Linked DNA regions of Mus musculus: region 1 is linked to region 2. Evidence: chromatin loops called from intact Hi-C (ENCODE). Cell type or tissue: left cerebral cortex. All regions are shown on one strand.

What was found. Peaks named below come from ENCODE experiments on the same cell type or tissue, not always from the same donor. Only the 100,000 strongest peaks of a DNase experiment are listed, where the experiment ranks them.
Region 1: a loop joins it to region 2, with 5 times the contacts of the local background. A loop is called at or near these places in 3 of 42 quality-filtered maps.

Annotation. Positions count from the first base shown.
Region 1 is chr12:71,313,464-71,321,463 of GRCm38, forward strand. It overlaps Dact1 (dishevelled-binding antagonist of beta-catenin 1), which reads left to right. Exons shown (of 4, transcript NM_021532.4): 3 at 322-477; 4 at 3,708-6,644. The coding sequence ends at 5,431. Among named protein-coding and RNA genes, the nearest start is that of Dact1, 7.6 kb to the left of the region's middle. In left cerebral cortex, no CTCF peak of the experiment used is centred here; a DNase peak (open chromatin) is centred at 3,783.
Region 2 is chr12:72,044,640-72,052,639 of GRCm38, forward strand. It overlaps the pseudogene Gm7986. Among named protein-coding and RNA genes, the nearest start is that of Gm40440, 8.4 kb to the left of the region's middle. In left cerebral cortex, a CTCF peak has its summit at 3,159 (motif pointing left); a DNase peak (open chromatin) is centred at 3,096.

The DNA.
Region 1 (8,000 bases), 730 kb before region 2:
AATCTACCATTTGTGTGATACACCCCCCTCCTGCACACACAAATAACTGGAAACAAAAATGAGCTTTCCTCTTCTTTGATGTGTCAGCCTCTGGTCATTTTATTATTATTATTTTTTAAAAGATTTATTTATCATATGTATTGGATTCCATTACAGATGGTTGTGAGCCGCCATGTGGTTGCTGGGATTTGAACTCAGGACCTCTGGAAGAGCAGTCAGTGCTCTTAAGTGCTGAGCCATCTTTCCAGCCTGCCTCTTTTTAATATACTTGTGTGTTATTGCTTGATAGGATCCTAATTCCAGCCATCCTTTTCCTTGTAGGGTTTTATGAGCTGAGTGATGGAGCTTCGGGCTCCCTCTCTAACTCCTCCAACTCCGTGTTCAGTGAGTGTTTGTCCAGTTGCCATTCCAGCACCTGCTTCTGCAGCCCCTTGGAGGCGGCCTTGACCATCTCAGACGGTTGCCCCAAATCTGCAGGTAAGGATTTTAGCATGGACAGAAGCTCTAATTGGAAGAGGTCAGGGGTCTTTTTTTTTTTATATATATTATATTATATGTAAGTACACTGTAGCTGTCTTCAGACACTCCAGAAGAGAGCATCAGATTTCATTACGGATGGTTGTGAGCCACCATGTGGTTGCTGGGATTTGAACTCAGAACCTTTGGAAGAGCAGTCGGCGCTCTTAACCACTGAGCCATCTCTCCAGCCCCGAGGTTAGGGGTCTTTATGGCTATGTAGCTTCAGCTATCTTTTGATAGGAAATAATTTGGGCAGTGTGCTGCGTGTACTCAGTGCCACAGTTACACACAGAGCCTACACTTTGATCTAGAGGAACATCTACACTCCTCAGCTCTTTGGTGACAGTTGGCTTTACATTATGGAATTAGAAAGGCACCTTACTCTTGGGGGAATTGTCCCTGTATTAGAGAGACAGAGCTCTGGTTCTTTGCTGTTTAACATCTCCCCTCCCTCCCTCCCTCCTTCCCCTCTCACCCCTTTCTGATGTTGGTGATTGAATCTAGGGCTCTGCATTAAACACATACAATTCATCTACAGCCCCATTTTTACCTTCTTCTTTGTGTTTCTGGGGTACCCCTGGCTATCTCTCTCTCTCTCTTTTTATGTCTATCAGTCTAGCCAAGGACTGCTGACACTTTGGGAGCGGTGGCCCTTCCACGTTTCTCAGAATACTCCACATAATGAAACTGCCCGTAGTCTGTATGTCATAATTCTCCATTGCCCAAGACAGGCATGATATTGCAAGTATGGAAGAACTTATGATGACCTGTATATATTTACCTTCTTTGAATTTTCCCAACAGGTTTTCAGGGTACAATTGTTAACATTTGGGGTACAGTTAAGAAAAGAAAATGAGGGGCTGGAGAGATGGCTCAGCAGTTAAAAGCACTTACTGCTTTTGTAGAGAACTTGGGCTCAGGTCTCGGTATAACCATCTATAACTCTTGGTCCAAGGGATCTGACCTTTGCAGGTTCCTGCACACATGGTATATATACACACCCTCAGGCACATACACATAAAATCAAATATAAAAAACCCGAGGCCTAGTGAGGTTATTTAAATGATTTAAGGTTACATAGTTGGGCCATAGCAGAATTCAAACTCAGATCTAACTTATGTTCTGCCACCACTCCAAGGGAATTCAGAAATGGCTATGTTCAGCCATCTCATCTGTTTTGTTTTGTTTTGTTTTGTTTTGTTTTGTTTTAAAGTGTCCTGTGACCACAGATATTGTGAGAAGCTTCCACTTGAGAGTTGTCCTTGAAAGTCAGAACTCAAGAGCACTCCCTTATTCCTGTTGTATTTTGGTAACATAGAACAGCAGAGAAAGCAAGAGGATTGGAGCTGGGGGTGGCGGCAGGATGGGCTACTACGTTCATGGTTTTCATCCAAGTACAAGGCTGATTGAGTCCAACAAAGCAGACAGCACACTGAGCAGCTGAGGTTGCTAATTGGTCAAGCCTTTCTGTTTGTACAGTGTGTGTTGTCAGCAGCAATCAACCATTTGGGAGAGCACAGAACCCTGTTATCTTGTATCAGTCTAGTATCTGGGCCTCAAGTTCATTGTTAATTGCTCCCCATCACTCCGAAGATCTGGTTTCAGAGGGAAACTTTATAAACCCATTAAGAGGCACTTTGAACAGGTTTTCCTCCAAGACAGACCCCTAGTGCTTCCAAATGCCACATCCTTATATAACTGAGACAGTTGGGCTGGGACTTGGGAGACAGTTTTGTCTGCTCTAAGTAGAGACAGGAGATAAATGGCAGCTCATAGGCAATGACTTTAAGGCAAAGAGCAGGGTTTTAAGGTACTGGGGAGGATGGTAGGAAATGTCATTAGCTAGGGAGGTCTCATTCCCCCCTTCCCCCCTCCCTCCCTCTCTCTCTCCCTCCCTCTTGTTTCATTGTATTTTGACATGGACAGTTTTGAAATATAAGAAGCTTCTTTTAAAATAGAATTTTATGTGTATGAATGTTGAGTAAGTTCACCACATGTGTACAGTGTCCACAGACCAGAAGAGGCATAGGATCCTCTAGGGCTGTCAGGGCTTTGAGCAGCCGTGAGGATCCTCTAGGGCTGTCAGGGCTTTGAGCAGCCGTGTGGTGCTGAGAACTGAACCCAGGTCCTCCCTGAGAGTAGCAAGTGCTCTTAACTGCTGAGCCTTGTCTCTAGCCCCAACAAATTTATCCTTTAAAACTGCTCAAACTTTAAAAATTCCTTACCCTATTAAAATATTGTCTTTTCTGTCACTGTTAAAGATATATGGTGACTGTTAAATTTTATTAGTTGTTATTGTAATATGATCTGGGGGCTGGTGAGAAGGCTTGGTGGTTCAGAGCGCACACTGCTTTTGTAGAACACCCACCTTAGGTGGCTTACAACGGCTTGTAATTCTAGCTCCAGAGAATCTAGTCCTCTTCTCACCTCTGTGGGCACGGCACTCAGGTGCACTAACACATAAGCAAAGTTAAAAATAAGAGCACTCCTTTAAAAAAGCCTTGATATGTTTTGTTGATTTTTTTCCCACAAAGGATAGTTATGTTTAAATAGATTACATTTTGTATTTTTTTTTGTTTGTTTTTAAAAAAATACAAAAATGGCCACAGCAAGTGTCTTAAATATTTTAAAGAGAAACCAGAGGAAGGAGAGTAGACCAGAAAAAGAAAACAAAAAGTTCTAAGGTGCAGTTATTGGAAACAGATCACTTATCACACTGGAAGGGTACCGTTAGGATTTTGATGTGCTTAATGTCAAGAGTTTGTTTGCATAAAATTTTATCCTGATTGATATCATGATTTTCACTAAGCTTCATGAAGTGTTCCCTTACATTATTCAGTAGTTTCAGAGCATTATGAATGGCTATTTTTTTTTTTTTTTTGGTCAAAATTCTTGAATAGTGCTTGCTGTCATTCAGTCATCCATGTGCTTCATGTAAGCTTGCAGAGGAACCAGTGTGGACTAGTTCTCGATCCTTTGCTATTCTGTCTCCATCCAGTTCACCTTAGTAAACTCTGGCCAGAGTCGAAGTGGCTCTACCGATTCATTTCTTCAGTGTATCTTTACATGTTTTTCAGATCTCATAGGATGGTTGGAATGTAAAGGCGGCCCCTGTGAAGACCAGGCCTCAGGGACAGTGTGCAGTTCCCCCTCCACACCACAATTTAATTCCCTTGATGTCATTGCAGATGTGAATCCTAAATACCAGTGTGATCTTGTGTCTAAAAACGGGAATGACGTATATCGCTACCCCAGTCCACTTCATGCTGTGGCTGTGCAGAGCCCAATGTTTCTCCTTTGTCTGACGGGCAACACTCTGAGGGAAGAGGAGGGGCTTGGGAGCCATGCCAGCGACATCTGCATTGGATCTGAACTGAACGCCACCAAAACAGACAATTCCCTGCCATCTCCAAGCAGTTTGTGGTCCGCTTCCCATCCTGCATCCAGTAAGAAAATGGATGGGTATATTTTGAGCCTCGTGCAGAAGAAAACACACCCTGTAAGGACCAATAAACCTAGAACCAGTGTGAACGCTGACCCTACCAAGGGCCTTCTGAGGAATGGAAGTGTGTGTGTCAGGGCCCCTAGTGGCGTCCCACCGGGCAGTAGTGTGAACTTTAAGAATACAAAACAGATGTGTTTGCCCGCTGGGGGAATAACCTCTTTGGAAAACGGGCCATTCTCCCCTCCTAAGCAGAGGTCCAAAGACTCAAAGACAGACCAGTTAGAAAGCAAGAGGTTGGCTCTGCCGGAGAGCTGCTCGGCAGGCGCCGCCATGGAACCCCAAAGCAAGCATGTGCCCAAAGCCGCCAAGGCAGCCTCTCAAGAGCTCACAAGGTGTCAAGCCGGGCTGGGGGAATCCATGAAGGAAAGCAATCAGGCCTCCGCTGTTTCTCCTAAAACAAGTCCTGGCAGAGGCCCTGTCGCCCCCGCAGAGAGCAAAGCCCTGCAGCTCCCGAAAAAGATGTCGCAGAAGAACAGCCTCCAGGCTGTGCCCGCGCTGGACAGGCCGGCCTTGGACTTCAAAAGCGAGGGCTCATCTCAAAGCCTCGAGGAAGGGCATCTGGTGAAAGCTCAGTTCATTCCGGGGCAGCAGGCGGCCGCCAGGCCTCACCGTGCACACAGGAACCCGGGTGTCGCAAGGAGCGCCACCTTGAAGGCCCGCGGCCAGGCAGCCATGGAACACGGCCTGCCCACCGTCAGGGAGAAACCGCGGGCAGCAGGCAAGAAGTGCCGTTTCCCAGACGACTCGGATACAAATAAGAAATTCAGGAAGACCTCCGCCAAGGGCCGGCGCAGTGGCGGGCTGCAGGACGCTGGCCTTCCCGGTAGGGCCCTGGGCACCGGCGGCCATCGGGCGGGTAGCAGGGCGCACGCGCATGGCCGGGAGCCCGTGGTGGCCAAACCGAAGCACAAGCGAACCGACTACCGGCGGTGGAAATCGTCAGCCGAGGTCTCCTACGAAGAAGCCCTGCGGAGGGCCCGGAGGGCTCGCAGGGAGCACGGGGCTGCCTACCGGGTGGCTGTCGCCCTGCCTTACGCCAGCCCCTATGCCTACGTGCCCAGCGACTCCGAGTACTCGGCGGAGTGCGAGTCGCTCTTCCACTCCACGGTGGTGGACACCAGCGAGGACGAGCAGAGCAACTACACCACCAACTGCTTCGGCGACAGCGAGTCCAGCGTGAGCGAAGGCGACTTCGTGGGCGAGAGCACCACCACCAGCGACTCAGAGGAGAGCGGGGGTTTAATCTGGTCCCAGTTTGTCCAGACTCTCCCGATTCAAACGGTCACGGCCCCAGACCTCCACACCCGTCCCACAAAAACCTTTGTCAAAATCAAGGCTTCGCACAACCTCAAGAAGAAGATCCTCCGTTTCCGCTCTGGCTCTTTGAAACTGATGACTACCGTTTGAGTAGCTGATGTAGCGAGTGTCTTCTCCTCCCCCTAGTCTCTGAGAAAAAGAAAAAGGTGTTGTCTTAATATTTGTGTCATACTTAAATGGAATACTTTCCTTTCACTAGGATAAACCCAAGATAAATTATGTCTCGCGGTCATGTATGGACGCTAGTGCCTTTAATGGAAGGTGAAGGATGTATCTCTAGTTAGAAGTGAATATTGAGGTCTTAGTGGTGGTGATAGTGAATGCATTTTGATTATCAGATGTTTCGTCCGAGTGTCTGGCCAAGTACAGGTGTGTGATGTTCAAGTTTTATTTGGATGAGACCTTTTGTTTCCAAGGTTCGTGGATAAAATTTTTAAGCCGTGAACTCGCTCCTTGATCCTTTAGGGCTTTGTCCCTGAAAGGGCTTTCCGGTTGAGGGGCATTGCATACAATTGTGTAGAGTAGGTAGAAAAAACAAACAAACAAACAAAACAGTCATTGCTTTCTGTAAATTTTTTACTATAGACAACACTCTCAGATGTCTCTCCATCCTATTTTCTTCTTAGAAGTACACTTTTTACTGGATTTAGAACTTAGTAGACCAGACTTTTAATCTGGAGGTGGTAAACTGGATAGGGAGACTGATAGGACCTTAAAAGGATTCACAAAAACCTTTGCCACCTGTAGTGCCTCCGCCTTCGTTACAGTAGCCCTTTCATGGGCCATATATCCAGCAGTTTTTGATGCCTTTCTATCTCTCTGCTCCTAATTTGTAGCCAATACAACTGTTTGTCCCTTAGAGGGCTTGTCTTTGGGATAAAGTGTTGGTCCTTTGGTGCAAAGAAATTCACCCTTACTGGGCTTGACTCCAAGCCCAGAATTGCTCTCACCAAGCACTGGCCTGAACAGTAGTGCAGTTCAACCCTCACCGGACCGCTGACTTATCTGGAAGGGCATTACATTTTTTAAAAAAGCTTTTGGTAAACAGTATTGTGTAAAATAGAGTTTTTAAAATACTGATATATGCATGTTTTGTGCATGAGTAGTAGTTCTTTGGATTCCTGTTTTGATATTCCTGTTGCTGAATTACTGTATGATATAAACAGTATGTGTTTTATATATATCATTGTGTAAATTTAATATAACACATTATATGCTGTACTAAATGATTTGTTTTATTGCTGTTAAACTTTGTTATTTGTTATAAAAACCAGATGTTTACACCTATAAATCTTGTGCTGGCTGTTGGTGTTATTTTTGAGATTTACATTAGACTTGTTCTAGAGTAGAATATTATTTGCAATAATTAAATAGGTTTTACCCAGCTCAGAGAGGATAATGAATCGGAAACCTTTTTTTAAAAAAATTAAATTAGGTTTATGAGTTTTATTTTTGTGTGTGAGTGCTTTGCCTGCATCTGTGGATGCGGACCGTGTGTTTGGCTGGTGTGCTTTGCCTGCATCTGTGGATGCGGACCGTGTGTTTGGCTGATGCCTGTGGAGGTCACAAGAATTAACGGGAGTTACTGATGGTTGGAAACTCCTCTGTCGGTACTGAGAATTGGACCAAGGTCCTTTGTAAGAGCAATAAGGGCTCATAGGTAGTAAGCCATCTCTTCAGTCCCCCAAAACATTTCCTTAGTTAAAAGTTGAGGTAGTTTAAGTTCAGGTAATTCTTACCTGTCTTTGTTTTGTTTGTTTGTTTATTTGTTTTCTGAGACAGGGTCTAAACTGTAGCCCAGGCTGGTCTGAAATTCACTATTTAGCACAGGCTGGCCTTGATTTTTTTTTTTTTTTTTTTTTTGGTTTTTCGAGACAGGGTTTTTCTGTGTAGTCCTGGCTGTCCTGGAACTCACTCTGTAGATCAGGTTGGCCTCGAACTCAGAAATCCGCCTGCCTCTGCCTCCCAAGTGCTGGGATTAAAGGCGTGCGCCATCACCACCCGGCTGATGGGAGATTCTTTATGTCTTTCAAATTCTACTTTGGCGTATTAGTGTACCTTGCTGATCCTCGCCTGAGTTACTGCCTTGTTAAAAAATGAAACTGGTTTTCTAAAACCAGTTTCGTCTTCCCCCTTCACTAACATTCTAAGGAAAGAGCTTTCCTTGTGCCTCTCTCTTCCTCATTGAACATCACAACGGGCCTGAGAGAGTCTACATGATAACCTTTAACCGGTTTGCTTGCTTGTTTGTTTTTAAATGTATGTGTTTGAATGTTTTGCCTGCATTTGTGTCTATGCATTCTGTGCATGCCTGGTGCCCTCAGAGGCCAGAAGAGGATGTCAGGCCACCTGCTATTGTTGTAAACAAGAGTTCTTTAGAATATTTCCTTATTTTAAAAAGTTGTGCTCATTATAAAAACAGAACTAGCCAAATAATACTTAAATAATGACAAAAACAAACTTCTTCAATTCTTTCTCAATCCTGCACTTGGGGGATGTGTATCTCCATAAAAACTGTTATATGCAATGTACATATACTAATACCCTTGGCCCTTTTTCATGAAAATGAAGTTTCCAACCTTGTGTTTTATTTTATCATATGCATCTTTCATTTTGTGGATCTCTATGACAGATGTCCCACTTCTGTCCAACGGCCTGG
Region 2 (8,000 bases):
TTAAGCAAATTTTTATATAAATGAGCTGATTGGGTAAACTATATAGAAATGGACAAATAGCCTTTTATCAGCTCTTAAAACTATGTAGACATGCAGTAATGCAAAAAATATTAGCCAAATTATACAAGCCAAAGAACAAATAAAATTAAATTGGTTTTTTGAGATAATGGTACATTTTAATAGTCTAGCATAGTTTGTGTCTACTCAGCTGGGTTTATGGATTGAATTTATGGAGAAGCTGAAACAATGGAAGGAGCTGAGAATGAATCTGCAACTGCTGTCCTGTAGTTAGTACACATTGCTTCACTCAACTTACCTGCTCCCCAAGACTTGTTGCTTTCCACGGGTGGCTAAGAGCCTAGCACAACGGCTTAATGATCACATTAAGCTAGGTAGGCCTGGCGGGGCAGGAATGCACCTCCAACATTAATATGGATAGGAGGATCCGGAGTGAGACTGAGGCCAGCCTGCACCACACAGTGAGACTGCCTCAGATGTGAGGAAAAACTAGCTGTGCGTTAAACACATAAATGTTCAGTTTTCATTGATCATCTGATGCTCCACATTCTCTCTCTCTCTCTCTCTCTCTCTCTCTCTCTCTCAATCAATCCTTTGTTTTCCTCTCTCTTCAGTCTCTTCTTCTCTTTCATTAATTTCTTCTGTTCTCCTCTCTCCCTTCTTTCCTTTGCCCTTCAGTGTTGGTCACAGGAGACCTTCCAAGGCCCCCTCTTCAGGGAACCTTTAGCAGTGAATAAGAAGCAGCAGATTTCCACGAGGCCGTGTTTATATTCCTTCTCTTAATACCTTCCCACCAAACTCACAAAATGGTGCATTTACTTGACTCTATCCTGGTCACTATTACAAGGCTGTCCTGTGTCATTAAAATAAGAACCCGTAACTGACAACACTTCTCCTTCTGCCCGGGCCTTCGGTGATCTCCAAGAATCTGACCTTTCCTAGTTTCCATGGTGTATTGTCTGTTTGTTCAGTGCTAATATAAGTCTGAAAGATTAACTTCCCATTTCCAGAGACCTTGAAGGATGCTTCTCTAAAGAGGTGAGTCTGTATGTAAGCTTTCATAAAGTTCCCACAGAAGTTCCCACAGGCAGAGGTACGGAATAGGATATAGGTTCACTACTGTCAACAGAGTGGTTGTTCTAGCAGCAGCGTGGACTCAGGTGGAGTGAACACTCCTAAAAGACCTAAGTTTTAGGCACAGAGGACAAGATCAGTGAGCTCGAGTCTGCCTTCCTCACTGTCTTCATTAGGGTTTCTACGGCTATGACAAAACACTGACCAAAAGCAAACTTTGAGGAAAGGTTATTCAGTTTCTGCTTCTGCATCATAGTTCATAATCAAGGGAAGTCAGGACAGGAGCTCAAGCAGGGCAGGAATCTGGAGGCAGGAGCTGATGCAGAGGCCATGGATGGGTGCTGCTTACTGGCTTGCTCCCCATGGTTTGCTCAGTCTGCTTTCTTATACCACCCAGGACCACCAGCCCAGGGATGGCACCACTCACAAAGAGCCGGGCCCCTCTCCCATCAACCACTAACTAAGAAAATGGCCTACAGGCTTGCCTACAGTCCCATCTTAGAGAGACATTTTCTCAACTGATGTTTCCCCCTCCCAGGTGACTCTAGCTTTTGTCAAGTTGACATAAAACCAGCCAGCCCACCCAACTTCTCCGGCTGTTGGGCTAAGTGATCTTGAACAAACTATTTCTTTTCATCTCCACCGCTTTATCCTTGGGTAAGCATAGTAGTATGGAAGCCACAGAGAGTAAAGTAAATGATATAGTTTAAGCAGAGATATGGATGGAAGCATTCATTAAATGTTGGCCACACCAAATGTTCCATCCCATTCTCTGAAAAGAAAAGATTATGCTTCATAGATTGTTCTTAACTGGCTACCCCAATACCGTTTTCTAAATCTGAGAAGTTTGACCTGTTTCTCAGTTGCCATGACAGGCTCCATCCACAGCACAGGACATGAGGCCATCAATTAAAGCACATGAACTGAACACCCGTAGTACTGAGACGATGCTTATCCTTCAAAGGATTGAGTGTGAGAAACCTGCTACTAGCAATATACAGTAGTAGACATTTTAATTGAAACGCATTTTAATGTATATACTCAATGCTATTTCCTGTTAAAATATTTTCAACACACGTAGGCTATTTTAAAATGATATCATCTATACTTTAATATATTACATAATTCAGAGCTGGTGAGATAGATCTGCAGATAAAGGTGCCTGGAATGGCCTGAGTTTGATCATCTGGCTGAGAAAACAACTCCCACGAGTTACCCTCTCTCCTCCATGTTTGTACCTCCAGCTCTAGGTGATCCAATGGGCTCTTCTGAACCCCGAGGGCATCTGCATGGTGTGTCTTTTCCAACCCCCATTTACACAAAGTTAAAACTAAAACATCTTAAAATAAACATACCTGAAGGTACTCTAGCCAATCCGGCACGGCAAATTTGGGTCTGGCAGGCCTTGTCCTTTCCCTACTCCCCCCTATTCCCTCTGCCTTGCTAAAGCCCATTAGATTCCATTCCTAAACTACCCACCAAGGTCTATTCCCTTGTTTAGCCACTTTCTCCTCCTTAGGCTGACTACCAAGGTCTAGCTATCAAAGTATTGAAGTCCAGCAATCAAAAAATCCCCTTTGGCTCACCTAATTATCATGCCCAATTAAAATTAAACACTTCATCCTAACATAGTCTTTTCCCCCTTTACCTTTATAAACCGCCATTTGCTTATGAGCCATGTCTGTCTCCTCTCTATCCAGAGGCAGTCCTTTGTCCTCTGGGACTAACACCACCCTACCCCTCTTCCTTGCCCCCTTTCTTCCCTCTCCCTTGTTTCCCTCCCCTTCACCCTGTCTCTGGCTCTTTGTCCCTTAGCCCTGCCCTCTGCCTCTCTGGCTAAATAAATCTCTTTTGCACTGAGAACTTGGTCTTGGGGGTCTTGAGCCATCTCCAAGGTTCCCTACAAAACCTAAACAGGTAAATGGTAAGAGAAAAGCTGCTATCAATAAGGACATTAAAATGTTTAAAGATTAATGCACCCCAAGGTACCAACGTTTACAAGTGGTTCATAAGTTTCCAGCTTTGAAAATTGTTGTATTTGATAATAGAGCCATCTTGTGGAAAAGCAGCAGTATTTCAGGCACTTAAATTATAACCATCCTGGTAGACGTTCTAGGTATGTGTGCCCTTTAGTTATAAGACAATTAAAACAATGAACTCCAAAGCAATTGAAAATTTACCAGGAGTCTCGAAATGGAAGAAGGCAAAAGCTGGGGCCCTGGCACCAGCTGGAAGGGAAGCCTCTCTCCTGGAAAGAAGTTTCACAGAGCTCTGAAAACTCGCCAGACCACCTTATAGGGAAGACTAATGGGCGTGGGCAGGGCCAGGACTGCATAGTTATGTATAAGTCTCACCTTCTAGTTACACCTATACCCAAAGATAGACTTAGTGGTCAACGGTCTACGTTTTTCTCTTCCCAGTGTGCCCACATTGAATAAACCTCCCTTTTCTGCTTTTCACTATGAATTATCTGTTTAATCTCCCTCCTGAGACAGTTGCTGAACCTAGTGTGTCAGGGCTGCCTGAGAGTAGGCTCCGACCATGGCAGCTCTGGAAATAGTCTTCTTCCTCCAGGACCGTGCCAAAGGTGGGTAGATTTGAAAGGATGGAGACTGGTTTGTCTGTAGAGATCTCAGTGTTGTGTGTGTGAGTCCCAGTGCATTAGACAGACGCCCTCTGGTGAAAACGCTGGCCACCACAGGACATTTAAATCAGGGAGTCTCAGGAGGGTGGGTGAACCTGTCTGGTCCACAGATGGTAAAGACTGGTGTGGTAGCAGGCGGTGTGGTATGCAAGGAAAGGAAGCTATGAAAATGAAGAGAGGTCTGTGGAAGACTAATATTTCTCCAGTGCAGGTTCAGCAAAAGTATAAACTGTCAGAAAGAGAAGAGTCCCCAAGTTTAAGTGACAATTTCTATGTCCACCTGGAAGACTCCATTTTTTTAAAAACTTTATCTGTATTTATTTTATGCTGAATTTATTCCCAGGCCATGAGGTTTTGTTTCTTCAGTTTCTTCTGGGATATCTTTTTCTTCTGTGCAACCTCCTCTTCTGGCTTTGGAACGATCTGTTCCTTCTCAGGATCATCTCAGTGTGGCAGGGGGAGCTCATATATGGGTTAATCCGACCATGAGCTCTGTAGGTTCGTCGGTGCATCTTAGGTGCCTTGTTCACCTGGATGTGTTCAATGACTAGAGAGTCTACGTCTAAACCCTTAAGTTCAGCATTACTCTCTGCATTTTTAACCATGTGCAGCAAAAATTCAGCACTCTTTTTTGGCCACCGACCCTGTGTCCAGCCCCATTGTTTGGTCTGGGTGCACCTACCAACGCCACCATTATCCCCCCGGAATGGCACACATTACTTCTTTAAAGTGACATCCTTCAGATACTTGGTGGCTTTGCAGGTATGCGTACCCTTGATGGCCTGGGCAGTTTCCCGGGTGTTCTTAAAGTGAACACGAAGGTTTGAACCTCTTGATTTGCATGATTTTGTGGGGTTTTCTGGGTCAAGAGAGTAGCGAACCATCTTGGCAGGTGACCTCTGGCCGCTTACAGGAAGAGGGAAGACTCCATTTTTAAAGAACCAAGAAAACAAACCCCCACATTTCAGCCTTTTCTCTTTGTAATTCTCCCACCTTGAAAATTATGCATTTCAGCCAGGCAGTGGGGGCACACACCTTTAATCCCAGCATTTGGGAGGCAGAGGCAGGTGGATTTTTGAGTTCGAGGCCAGCCTGGTCTAAAGAGTGAGTTCCAGGACAGCCAGGGTTACACAGAGAAACCCTGTCTCGGAAAACAAAAAACAAAAACAAAAAATTCTGCTTTCGTGGTGCTTTCTTGTTATTTTAAATTTTTATGTTTTTACTTTACTTCTTGGATTATACTTAACTATTTTGATTACTTTTTTTCACTATTGGGGAACTGTGTTTTTTTGTTTTTTTTAAAAAACTCTATTGCTTTTTGTCCTCTCCCATCTATAATATTCTTTGCCTTTTCCTTTCACTTAGTATTGCTTTCATTTTCTCTTTCCTTGTCTCCTTTTATTTCATTCATTTGCTTCTTTATATTTACTGTGTATAGCACTCGCTACATTATTTAATCATTTCTGGTCTAAGGTCATCAGTGGTATAAGAGTTTGATTTAATCAATAGTTCTATTGACTTTTATCATGATTGGTTTCCAAGGGCACAGAACATGACAGAATATGTAATCAACTTGACATTAGAAAATTTCCTATTAACAAGAGAAATATGAGAAAGTTTCCTTATAATGGCAGGCTAGCCAGGTAATTGTTATGAAAGACCCACAACGTGAGGACTCCCCCACATTCTGACTCAGGAGAGGCAACACCCCAAATCACTCACGAGAAACGGTCTTGCTGCAAACTGCAAGAGGACTTTTATTCAAGAGCGCTCTCAGGCCCACGATCATACACCATGCAGGGGTAGAGGACTGTGGCACCCCGAGTAGTTGGGTAAGGGGGTATTTAAAGGAAGAAACCACAACTCAAGGAAGTGGGAGGGCATGGTTGGAAAATACCAAAGATACCAGTTAAGAGTCACAAGGAAGTGCAAAGTCACAAGGAATACCTGGTAATTGTTCGGGTTATCTCTCAAGACAGCTTCTAAGAGCCCCTAACAATAGTACATTTGCATAGCGGGTTCCAGCAACGGTCAGGGTGGGTCAGGGTGACTTTCTTTGAATGAACACTCTTTGAACCCAGGAAGTGGGTGGGTGGAGGAATGTGCTATCTGTTTTATGATTAGCATACCTTGGAGCATTGAGTCACAAAGGTCACATTCTCAAGCCTGGGCTTAAAGGCCTAGAATTTTGCTTTTATATGTTTTCAGTTACCTAGGCCTTGACATTTTACCAAGGCCTTAACATTCCATCTAGGCCTTACTATATTATCTAGGCCCTAACAGTTCAACATACATATACCAAAAAATTGTATAATACGGCACGTAAGAAGACTTAAGGACAGAATTTTCATGATCACTTCAATAGATGCAGATTTTGGTTTTCTTTTTGTTTTTGTTTTTTGTATTGTTTTGTTTTTGTTGTTGTTGTTTTCTGTTTTTTGTTTTGTTTGTTTGAGTCTTTGGAAGGGGCTGTAGCTACCATGTTGGACCACAACTGGGACCAAAAAAAAAAAAGCCTTTGAAGCAGCCCAAGAAGCAGGCGAAGGCGAATGATCTGGAATCTTGCCACAGCCTGCTCTCTTGGCTGTAGGTGAATTTTGTATCATTCATTTAAAAGAGAAAGAAGAAATCAGCATCCTTTCCAGATAAAAGCCCCCCCCAGGGGGGCACCTGGATGGGGGAAGCTAGGACTAGAAGGAACCATACTTTAACATAATAAAAAAACCTAACTCTAGTCTATTAAATGAGGGAAAGCTGAAAGCATTTCCTGAGCAATGAAAACGACCAAAGCATTGACTCTTACTCTATGCAAAGCTTGCAGCCTAAGCACAATAAAGCGAGAATAAAAGAGGAAAGGAAAATCCAAAGTACTCCTACTTGTACATGACACAATTATATGCTTAAGAGACCCTAAAACTTCCACCAGAAAACTCTGGTAAGATCTGATACGGATCCTAGGAAAGTAAAGCAAGCTGTACAGTGAAAATACAGCATCTGAAACTTCCTTGTAAACAAATAACAAAATTGCTGAGAGATAATAGCTCTAAAAAATATTTAGGAATAACAAAGATGTGAAAGATGTCTTCAATGGAAAGTTGAAAGCACAGATGAAAGGAATAGAAGATACTAGAGTTTGGAACGACCTGACAGGTCAGCAGAATTAATACTGTGAAAATAATGACATCATGAAAGACAATCTACAAACACAAAGAAATCTCCATCAAAATTCCAATGACCTTCTGCAGAGACCTAGGAAGGAAAAATCATAACATTTCCATGAAGTACAAATGACAAAATATCACAACTCCTGAGCTCAAATTATACTACAGAGCCATAGTGACAAAAACTTATGGAATTTGTTGCAGGGTATATGATCACACCTAGAACCCAGAGATTGTGTTATCTACTGGAAAAACCTGTTTTTAGTTGTGGTGTGGCCCAGCCTTATCATACACCTTTAATCCAAGATTTTTCTGCTTAAATATTGTAAGCAAGATTAAATAAAGTCAACCGTAGGTCAAGAGGCAGAGTAAGCAACTAATTGACAGGAAGTGAACATAGGATTTTTAAGACAAAACTACAGAGAGTAAGAGGGAGTCAGGAGGTCGGATAGAGAGACACACAGGAAGTGGAAAGGAAGGGACATTCAATTTGAGGGAGGTTTTTAAAGAGAGTGTAAGAGAGGGGATTTGAACTGGGACATCAGCAGAGGAGGAAAGTCCTCCCTTATTATCTAAATAAAAAAGGGTTTTAACTCTAACACAGTAAAACTCTTTACAACAATGAAGCTATTTCTACCAGGCTTTCTACAATGTCCAGCTAGGTTTTATTTGACAGATTTAAGATTAAGTGTTTTTAAGGTCAAGGTTCTGTAAAATGTTCATGTCAGTCTCATGTGCCATTTGAATGTCCCGAGCAGTGTGTAGACCAAAGCTGATCTCTGGGTGGTGTTTGTCAGCTTAGTGGCAATCCTAGCTAGGAAGAACACAGCAGTCAAAACCCAAAGATGTTCACTGTCTTCACAGAACCTGGCAGCAGGAGCCTCCTGGGGCAGTCTTTCTCAGTGGTTAGCGTTACCACAATCCAGGCGGATTCATCCTTGCAGGGCCCTATTATCTTCTTGGAGACCTCAACGATCACAGGTGGGTCACAGTTGATTGTAGAAAGTCTAAACATTTTAAATGCCATATTCAGCAGGTGTCCAAAAGGTTTGAGGACCTCCTAGTTACCTGCTTCAGACTCAAACCTGGAAACATGTACAGGA